Regions from separate parts of the Homo sapiens genome. Here region 2 is linked to region 1. Evidence: chromatin contacts called from ENCODE Hi-C or POLR2A ChIA-PET data. All regions are on one chromosome and are shown on one strand. Each heading gives the region's core, a stretch centred on a gene start or an enhancer-like site at or near the end of the contact. The rest is flanking DNA. Distances are from core to core; before and after follow the strand shown. Region 1 has its middle 450 kb from the start of IGFBP3. Region 2 has its middle 560 kb from the start of IGFBP3.

Evidence for each region. A loop is a pair of places that touch in the nucleus more often than their neighbours do. ChIA-PET counts read pairs that join two places held with the same protein, here RNA polymerase II (POLR2A). Pooled maps may share reads with other maps.
Region 2: a pooled map shows a loop between it and region 1 (2.3-fold over the local background). The contact joins two enhancer-like sites. A Hi-C loop is called at or near these places in 3 of 168 maps with a recorded cell type or tissue (Calu3, PC-3 and astrocyte of the cerebellum) and 2 of 50 pooled maps. POLR2A ChIA-PET finds 5 or more read pairs at or near these places in 1 of 52 experiments (GM12878).

The regions. Positions count from the first base shown.
Region 1 is chr7:46,368,115-46,373,366 of GRCh38, reverse strand. No RefSeq gene overlaps it. Among named protein-coding and RNA genes, the nearest start is that of IGFBP3, 450 kb to the right of the region's middle. Within about 2 kb of position 3,271, at least 2 of the 41 ENCODE cell types and tissues checked have a DNase peak (open chromatin) inside an H3K27ac peak, as active enhancers do; they include PC-3, where a contact is called at or near this core.
Region 2 is chr7:46,483,334-46,488,585 of GRCh38, reverse strand. No RefSeq gene overlaps it. Among named protein-coding and RNA genes, the nearest start is that of IGFBP3, 560 kb to the right of the region's middle. Within about 2 kb of position 2,690, at least 3 of the 41 ENCODE cell types and tissues checked have a DNase peak (open chromatin) inside an H3K27ac peak, as active enhancers do; they include PC-3, where a contact is called at or near this core.

The DNA of each region.
Region 1 (5,252 bases), core at 2,022-4,521:
AATAAAGGGCATCTAAATTGGAAAAGAGGAAGTCAAAGTATCTTTGCTTGCAAATGATATGATCTTATATTTAGAAAAACCTAAAGACTGCACAAAAACTATTAAAAATGATAAATTCTTTAAAGATGCAGGATACAAAATCAACATGCAAATATCAGTAGCATTTCTATATGTGAACAATCTGAAAAAGAAATCATAAAGTAATCCCATTTACAATAGCTATGAATAAAATAAAATACTTAGGAATTAACTGAAGAAGTGAAAGATCTCTATGATGAAAACTATAAAACATTGACGCCAGAAATTCAAAATAATACACAGGAAATGGAAAGATATTCCATGTTCGTGAATTGGAAGAATCAATATTTTTTAAATATTCATACTACCCAAAACAATCTACAGATTCAATGTAATCCCTATCAAAATACCAATGGCATTCTTCACAAAAATAGAAAAAATAATCCTAAAATTTATATTGAAGTACAAAAGATCCAAAATAGCCAAAACTACCCTGAGCAAAAAGAACAAAACTGGAGGACTCATATTACCTGACTTCAAATTATACTAGAGCTATAGTGACCAAAACAGCATGGTACTGGCATAAAAATCGACACATAGACCAATGAAACAGACTACAGAACCCAGAAATAAATCTATACATTTACAGTAAACTCATTTTTTTTATAAAGGTGCCAAGAACATACATTAGGGAAAGGTCAGTCTCTTCAACTAATGGTGCTTGGAAAGCTGGATATTCATATGCAGAAGAATTAAACTAGATCCCTATCTCTCACACGTACAAAAAAATTAAATCAAAATGAATAAAAGACTTAAATCAGGGGTGTGTAATCTTTTGGCTTCCCTGGGCCATAATGGAAGAAAAAGAAAGGTTTGGGGCCACACATAAAATACACTAACGCTAACAATAACTAATGAAGTAAAAATAAATAAATAAATAAATCTCATAATGTTTTAGGAAAGTTTACAAATTTGTGTTGGGCCTCATTCAATGCTGTCCTGCACTGCGTGTGGCCCATGGGCCATGGGTTGGACAAGCTTGACTTAAATATAAGACCCAAAATTATAAAACTACTACAAGAAAACACTGGAGAAGCTCTCGAAGACATTGGTCTGAGAGAAGTTTTTTTGAGTAATACCCTACCAGCACAGGCAACCAAAGCAAAAATGGACAAATGGGATCATATCAAGTTTATAAACTTCTGCACAGCAAAAGGAACAATCAACAAAGGGAAGAGACAACCCACAGAATGGGAGAAAATATTTGCAAACTATCCACCTGACAAGGGATTAATAACCAGAATAAATAAGGAGCACAAACAACTCAATAAGAAAAAATCTAATAATTTGATTTTAAAATAAGCAAAAGCTCTGAATAGACATGTCTCAAAAGAAGACAAACAAATAGCAAACAGGCATATGAAAAAGTGTTCAGCATCATTGATTATCAGATAAATGCAAATCAAAGCTACAATGAGGTCTCATCTCACCCCAGTTAAAATGGCCTTTACCCAAAATGCAGGCAGTAACAAATGCTGGCAAGGATGTGAAGAAAAGAGAACACTCGTATACTGTTAGCGGGAGTGTAAATTAGTACAACCACTATGGAGAACAATTTAGGGGTTCCTCAAAACATTAAAAATAGAGCTACCATATAATCCAGCAATCTCACTGCTGGGTATATACTCAAAAGAAAAGAAATCAGTATTATTGAAGAGATATTTGCACTCCCATGTTTATTGCAGCACTATTTAGCCAAAATTTGGAAGCAACCAAGTGTCCATCAACAGGTGAATGGATAAGGAAAACGTGGTACATATACACAATGGAGTACTATTCAGACATAAAAAAAGAATGAGACCCTATCATTTGCAACGACATGGATGGAACTGGAGGTCATTATGTTACGTGAAATAAGCCAGTCACAGGAATACAAACTTAGCTTGCACTTACTTATTTCTAGGAGCCAAATAAATTAAAACAATTGAACTCATGGAGAAGGAGAGTAGAAGAATGGTTACCAGAGGCTGGGAAAGATAGTGGGTGGGTAGGGGGAAAGCAGAGATTGTTAATGGGTACAAAAATATAGTTATATAGAATGAATAAGATCTAGTATTTGATAGCACAACAGGGTAACTACAGTTAACAACAATTTATTGTACATTTTAAAAAACTAACAGAGTATAAGTGGATTGTTTGTAACATGAAGAAGGGATAAATCCTTGAGGTGATGTCTACCCCATTAAACCTGATGTAATTATTACTGATTGTATGCTTGTATCAAATATCTCATGTACCCCATAAATATATACACCTACCATGTACCCATAAAAGATAAATTTAAAAATATATAAATAAATAAATGAATAAAATAAAACTGAAAGAGTCCCAGAAGATCAGAAATGTAATTCCCCTCTTCACACACACACAAAAGGACATTATCAAGAAAATGAAAATAATCTATAGGCTAAGAAAGAATATTTGCAATTCACGTATGTGATAATGAGCCTGTATCCAGAATAAATAAAGAATTCTTACAACTCAACAAGAAGATAAACAGCCCAACTGAAAAAACGGACAGAGGATTTAAATAGACATTTATTTTATTTATCCAAACAAAATAAACAAATGGCCAATAAGCATATGAAAAGATACTCAATATCATAGTCATTAGGGAAATGCAAATCAAAACATAATGAGATATCACTTTACACCCACTAGGATAGCTATAATCAAAAAGACAAATATGAGTGTTGGCGAGGATGGAGAGAAATTGGAACACTCATATAGTGCTAGTGGGAATGTAATACAATGCAGCCAATTTGGAAAACAATTTGGCAGTTTCTCAAAAAGTTAAACATCGAGTTTCCGTATGACTCAGCAATTCCACTCCTAGAATTCCACTCAAGAGAATTAAAAACATATGTTCACAAAATAACTTGGACATGAATACTTATAACAGCATTATTCATAATCCTCAAAAAGTGAAAACAACCCAAATGTCCATTAACTGATAAATGGATAAACAAAGTATACTGTATTCATACAATAGAATATTATTAAACCATCAAAAGAAATAAAGTGCTGATGCATGCTACATTTCCACAAAAGTGCATACACTGCCTTTTGATTCACAGGCTCAGGCTTTGTCTAGAGATCTGCAGAATAAAACACCTCAAGAGGGCTCTCTATTTAGGGGATCCAGGTCCACAGACAGGTGAGGCCGTTTTTGGTCTGCTTCCCAGTCTTCAAAGGATTGATGCTCTGAAAAGTCTGACTCATGAGTATGATATTTCAGTTTTAATAGTGAGCCTTAACCGTCAATTCATTTTGCTTGCTGGATATTTCTTTAGGTAAGTTTACCAGACTAAGGCACTTTATTCCCCAGGCAAAAAGCTCTTTCTGGAGGAAGTGCTTAAAATCAACAGAATTACTTAAGAGAAGGCCACTAGTGAATACAACATGATTAAAGTAAGTTTTAGAGCAACACTCCACTACGGATTTTATTCCACAGAGTTATCTTCACTAGGAGAAATTTGATGTGCCAAACCATGTGCAGCTTTTCAAATTTTAGTACTCTAAAATTAATCATGAATTACAAGCGGGTTTAGAGAAATGGCAAATCCATTAGCATCAGGCAGAATTTAGTTTGAATGTAGTCTCTACTGTTCTGAAGCTCTATAATTTTAATTGAGCCAAGTAAACTCTGTAAGCCTAGCTCATTTTCTAAATGAGCTATTCCTGACTACTTCATTGTGTTATCATTTTATAGTGAGGAATAAATGAATTTTATACCAATAAAGTTTTTAGTATTTACTATGCCTGGTGCATAGTAAATGCTCAATAAGTGATCATAGTATTTACTATGCCTGGTGCATAGTAAATGCTCAATAAGTGATCATTTATTATTATTATCCTTTAGTTCTTCAATAGTTGGCTATAACCAACATTTATGGACCCAAGTTTTCATTCAAAATTCATTTACAGTATGAGGAACTGTGCTGAGAGTTCTAAGATGGGTTTGGGTAACAAGACAAACAGCTTCAAATATACAAACCTTCTGATAGAGCGAGGAAAAAAAATTAGTCTTCACAGTTCAATGGTAAATATAATACCACATTTCAGTAGTTCTGAAACATTAGTGTGCGTGAGAATCACCTGCAGAATGTCTTGACACAGTTTGTTTCTGATTCAGGAGGTCTGGGTTGAGGTAGGAGAATTGTGCTTCTAACAATTCCCAGATGCACATGTGGCTGGTTGGAAAGCCACATTAGGAGAACCACAATTATAAAGGAGGGACAGGAATTGCCAAGAATGACTTGGCAATATTTTTGGTATTGGAAGAAGTGTGCATGGAACTCCACAGAGATAGTGCTAAATCAGAAGATCTGGAAGAAAATCACTGTGGTATAGAAATAATTGGAGCAGAGCAGAGATAAGAGATAGGAACAGGCACAAAGGGGCCAAGGGTTTGGGCTCTCTCACACATTGTTGGACATTTAAGCTTAACGGGGAGACTTTTAAGATAGTTAAGCAGCTGCATGATGGGATACATTTGCCTGGTAGAAACGTGGCTGTAGGGCATCCCTTCACTACCACACTAGGCAGTTTGCTGTTTCTCAAAACCTCGTTCCACCTGCTTTCCTGAGCTCATGCTGTTTCTTCAGACTGAAATATGCTTCCCTCATATCTCCACATGCTCATACCCAAAAGGTATTCCTTGGATTACAGCTGATTGTCTTCTTATTTTCCAGCAATATGATGTCATATTACTTTCCTTAAAATAACAGTGTCTTTATTATGGCTTTCAGGGAGGAGAAGTCTTACATGTCCATTAACCAGGCTGTAGTGCAGCCAGCTGTCACTGAATCCTGATAACTGAAGTCTGCAGTTTTTGCCATTTTTTCTTTCTATTAATATGCTTGTCTTCTTTGAGTTTGAAATGTAAATATGAATATAAAAACAAACATGTAGTTTGTAGACACCAATCCACTATGATTCAAATGTATTTTATTATAAAGATCACAAAAATCTTTTCTTTTAAATTTATATATGGTGTGTAGATAGCCAAATAAAGAATAGTTTCCTCATCTTTATTTCATATATTATTCAAAATTCCTTTCCTATATAAAGGAAAGGGATATAATAATAAACATGCAAGTGCTTATGTGTGCAAACGAATTCATGGAATTCATGCAAGAAACCAAAGAAAAAGATCTATGGGTGAGACGGTA
Region 2 (5,252 bases), core at 1,441-3,940, 120 kb before region 1:
GCAGCTTGCACAAATTAACTCTTAGAGAGACAGGAAAGTACTACTGTGCTTTCTAAACCAGCAGATAAAAGGACTGTCACAGATGTTGAATCATTCATTTTACAGGTTTTTAAACACAGAATTTTGGAACATCTCAGGGGTAAAATGGGCAGGATGCTAGCTCCGTTATTTGCTTTTATGTATGTTGAGATATTAAACCATACAATGATGACAATGGTGATGATAGTGAAAGGAAGGGGGCCATGCCAACACACTGTAGCTCTGCCATGGCTCAGTTCCCACTTGAAATGTTCTGTCATTGGAGAAGATAATCATATTGCTAAATTTAAGGTGACAGAATGATGAGAGATCCAGTAAGATGATCCCAGCTTCAAATGTCAAAATCATTAAAATTGAGAGATTAAAGAAAGAATAGAAATACTCGCAATTAAGTCTAATAAAGCTAAAGGTGAAGTTTCTTCTTAATATTTTAAAATTCCAAAGCACATATTTTCTACATGTAAGCAGATAATCAATCAATATTTCAATATTTTTCTTTCTTTCTTTTTTTTTTTTTTTTTGAGACAAAGTCTTGCTGTCACCCAGGCTGAAGTGCAGTGGTATGATCTCTGCTCACTGCAGCCTCTGCCTCCTGGGTTCAAACAATTATCCTGCCTCAGCCTACTGAGTAGCTGGGATTACAGGCATGTGTGCCACCACACCCAGCCAATTTTTGTAATTTTACTAGAGATGGAGTTTCACCATGTTTTCCAGGATGGTCTCGAACTCCTGACCTCAACTGATCCACCTGCCCCAGCCTCCCAAAGTGCTGGGATTACAGGTGTGAGCCACCATACCTGGCCATCAATCAATATTTCTTAAATTAATACATAAATAAATGCATGAGTGGGCAGAAGGATAGATGAATTTCACATTCTGTGTGAAGAAGAGTTTACTTGACAGTAATTTATACTTAAAAATACAAATGCAGGAGTCATGAAATCAAAGCTGGGGTTCCCTCACAAACCATCTAGTGTCTCTATGGGAGTTCTTCCACTGGGAGAACTGAGGTAAGGTGCCCATGGCCTCCCAGCCAGTAAAGAACACATCTGAGCTCAAAGAGGTGCTGTTTGCCTTTACACCCGGCAGGTAAGAAGAGCAGAGTCAAAGACAAAAGGAGGAATGAGGGAGCCTTGAAAGATTAAATTTCAGAATTAGTCATGACTGGCTACTGATGGTCATGTTCCCTTCCATGCATATCACTTGCTTTTACTGTTTGAAAATTCTCCACATGTATCACCTCATCTCCGAGTCCAAAGATAACCTGAATAGGTGATCTGGACATCAGTTAAAAGGTAAGGAGATGAACATCTTTCTTTATGGACATTTGGATCTTAATATGTTTGTAAAGCATGCAAACATCTTTTAAGCTCTGTGTTCTGCACCCTTGAGAAGATGTCTGTATTGCAGTGGTTCTGAAACTGTGGTAGCCACATCAGCAGCATCAGCAGCTCCTGGGTGCTGGTGAGTAACACGAGTTTTCAGGCCCCACCCGAGACCTAGTGAGTCAGAACCTCAGGACTGGGCCCAGCAGCCTGCGTTGTGTCAAGACTTCCAGCTCATTCTAAGGCACACTCAAGTCAGAGAACCACTGTTGTGTTATTGGTGCAAACATCCCAACAGAGAAAGTTAGACATACAATTTATGAAGACGTGGAAGAATAAGAGATGTCAAGGTATCTGTAAAGGAAGAATAAAATCTTATTTAGATTGTTAAAGCCCAGCAAATATGTAGTGTTTAATTGACATCCAGGAAGGTTGAGTCATTTGTCAAAGTTCACACAGCCTCCTAGGAGTTTAAATCATTATGAGTTTAAAAAGACATTTAGAATGACTACTGAGAATAAAAATGAAAAAGGACAACAAAAAATATTAAATAGGAAGCGATTCCAAATGCTAGGAATTGCTAAAAGAAGCTAGAGAGGAATTTATCTGTCAAAGCAATGCAGTTTGCTTTTTTCCACCCTGCAGTACTAAATCATGCTTTTAATTCAATAATGGCATGTAAGAATAAGCTCATTAAATGAGTTAAACTTTTGTGACCCTGAAAACTAGTTTTCTGCATGTTGAATCTGTTGAGAGCACAGCTGAGACCCATCTTCTACCATCTCTGTTGACATTTTTATCAGGTAAGAGGTCACTATGGTAATTATAGAAGAGAAAAATATAAACAAGTGCATATTTATTGTATTTCAGATTTTATCTTCTGTGTCTTCTATCCTCATAGGATGCAACTATCTTTCACACTGATAAGAGTGGCCTTCCTCCATGTTCACTCTGTCAAATGCCTTGTCACTTCATGTTGGATGATAATGTCTATGTCCATGTGAATGAAAGATTCAGACAGGCACAGATTTCAAACTCTCAGCAATTAAGAACAAATAAATTTTGTAAGTAAGAAATCGAAATTTTTTAAAAGCTTAACATTTGTTTCACTTATTTAGAAAATATGATTTTAAGCATTTACACCCTTTTTTTAAACATTAAAAATTGCGATGAGACACACCAATGTATGAGCCTGTTTATCACGTGGCCACATAAACTCAGGAATGGAGGAAATGTGATTGATGTAAATTTATAGTAAGTGGTTAGTGACTCAGGTGGTAGGTTGATAAAAAACTACTCAGAAAAGGCAGAATGGACCTCAGGCTAACAAGGCTGGATTGTATATGTTTAAATATCTTTAAAGATAATGCATTGGCCAAAGAGTCAGGGAATTGCCATGAACACAGAGAAAAGACAGTAGTTGTGGCAGAGGCAGATAAGACAATTGACCCATGGACAGCAATTGCTACTTTGCAAAAACCACAGCTGTACTGCCCTGACCACGCTTTTTAGATTACCTGCTCTCATTTTTTTCTGATCCTGTATCTCATAAAGCCTTGCTTTTGCCAGTTTTCCAAATATGGGAAAAAAATGCCTGGTCAAACCACTGTGCATTCCAACCTGCAGGAGGATTTTTGTTTATCTTTGTGAATTAGTAACACTGGCATTGCTGTTGAGTTCATTTATTCATCCAAGTATTTCCTTAGAAAGGAGCTTCCTGGGTTTCTGAGATAGTGAGCTCCCTGGTAGGGGAGAAAGATAGCATGCAGGTGTTACTATGACTTACTTTGGAAAGCGACCCAGTGGGACACAGCCCAGGGCAATGATCTACCTGTCAAGGAGGAGGTAGTGGCACCAACTGCACTTTGGAGAAAATGACACCCTTGAGCTGGTTCTAAAATGACAAATACAGTTTGGCCAGCTTTGTGTTTTTGTTTTATTTTGCCTTAAAGGAGTAATAGGAAAGGACTTTGAGGCAGAGAAGGGGACAGAAAAGCAACCCTCTAAGTAGAGTGCCCCATGCGGGGGGTGGTGTTGGGAGAGGAAGTGTTTCCACTAGTAGCCTTCGAGTTGTGATGTGGAAACTTCCACCTGCAGTGCCCAGGGCAGGGCAGAGAAGTCAGGCTTCAGGGAACACTAGGCTCTATTCCACAGGCAGATGTCAGGAAGGAGGAAGTGAAGAGTCAGCAGAGCACTTCACTTGCTGGTAGCAGGTGGAATATGGATCGAGAGACAGCCAATGGATTGAGAGGTGGAACATGGATTGGTTGAAACAAACAATAGAAATATTGTGTGATCCACAAAGGCAATTTTAAAATTCTTTAATAGCCACAAGAAACAAGTGAAATAAATGTGATAATGTAATTTATTTAACACAATACATTCAAACTTTTGTCATTTAAAATGTCATCAGTACACAAATTTATTAATGATAGTTTACACTTACTCTTCTTGTACTTGGTGTTTGAAACCTTGCATGTATTTTACACATAAAGCATATTTTTATTTACAGATGCTAAACTCATCACAATTACTCGATCTGTGTTTAGATTTCATTAAATTTAAAGTTGAAGAGTACATTCACATGCCGGAGTTTTTCAGAGATTCTGAAAGGGTTTTTTTCTCTCTCTTTTGTTTTTTTGTTTTTCTGTTTTGAGATAGAGTCTGGCTCTGTTGCCCATGCTGGAGTGAGGCAGTGTGATCTTGGCTCACTGCAACTGCCACCTCCTGGGCTCAAGTCATCCTTCCACCTCAGCCTCCCGAGTAGCTGTGACCACAGGCACATGCCACCATGCCCAGGTAATTTTCTGTGTTTTTGATTGAGACAGGGTTTCACTATGTTGCCCAGGCTGGTCTCAAACTCCTGAGCTCAAGCAATCCAACTGCCTCGGCTTCCCAAACTGCTGGGATTACAGGCATGAGCCACCATGCTCAACCAGAGATTCTTAAGTTTTCTAACAACTGAATTCAGTATCTATATTTTCTTGATTTAATGCAATTAAATACTACTAAAACTTCAGATAACTGGTTACACCAGTCACATTTCAAGTGCTCAGTAGCAACATATGGCCATTGGCTAGTGTATTGGACAACTCAGGGATAGAGCAAAGAGACTTGGAGGATAGGATCCATTTGGAAGATTTATGTTGTAGTCACAGAAATTATGACAACAGTTTAAGCAAGGTTAATCATAGAAGAATGAATATGAGATGGAATATTGGAGAACTATTAGAAGGCATAATGGACAAACTTAGTAAGAGAGAAAGGGAGTAGTCAGGCAAGTCCCCAGGGAGCTGGTGTGAGGGAGTGAGCAAATGGTGTTCTCCCAGGAAGACTGTGTGTGCAGGAGAACACAGGAGTTGAGAGAGAAAGAACGACTTCTACTTTGGACAAAGCAATTCCAAGGAGCCCATGGTACTCTGAAGCAGACTGACCACACACAAATAGCCCTGGAGGATTAGTTATTTGAAGAGGGTTGGAAAGTAGTTATTGAACTTTGAGAGCTATCGGCAGGTGGTAGTCAAAACCCGCCAGGCTCTATGAGGTCTTTGTTGAAGTGAGTCCATCTCTGAGGTGCACATCTGCTTCAGCGCACAGAGAAAATTAGAGTTTGAGCCTGAAGGGTCCTGGCACAGATTGTGGCCTAGGTTAATTTGACTTAAGTACTGCCTGCTGCTGACATCTTGGTAGGCAATTTGCTAGTGTCTTCGGGAAACTCCTAGATTCATAACTTTGTTCCATATTTGTCTTCCAGATTTTGCAGGTGTCATCTGCTTGTCATCAAAGGCTTATATGCAAATATATTTAAGAAACGTTTTCCTTTCTTTACTGATCCCTAATAGATAGTAGTTATGTGTCTGGTAGGTTACATGCAAATTAAACACATAT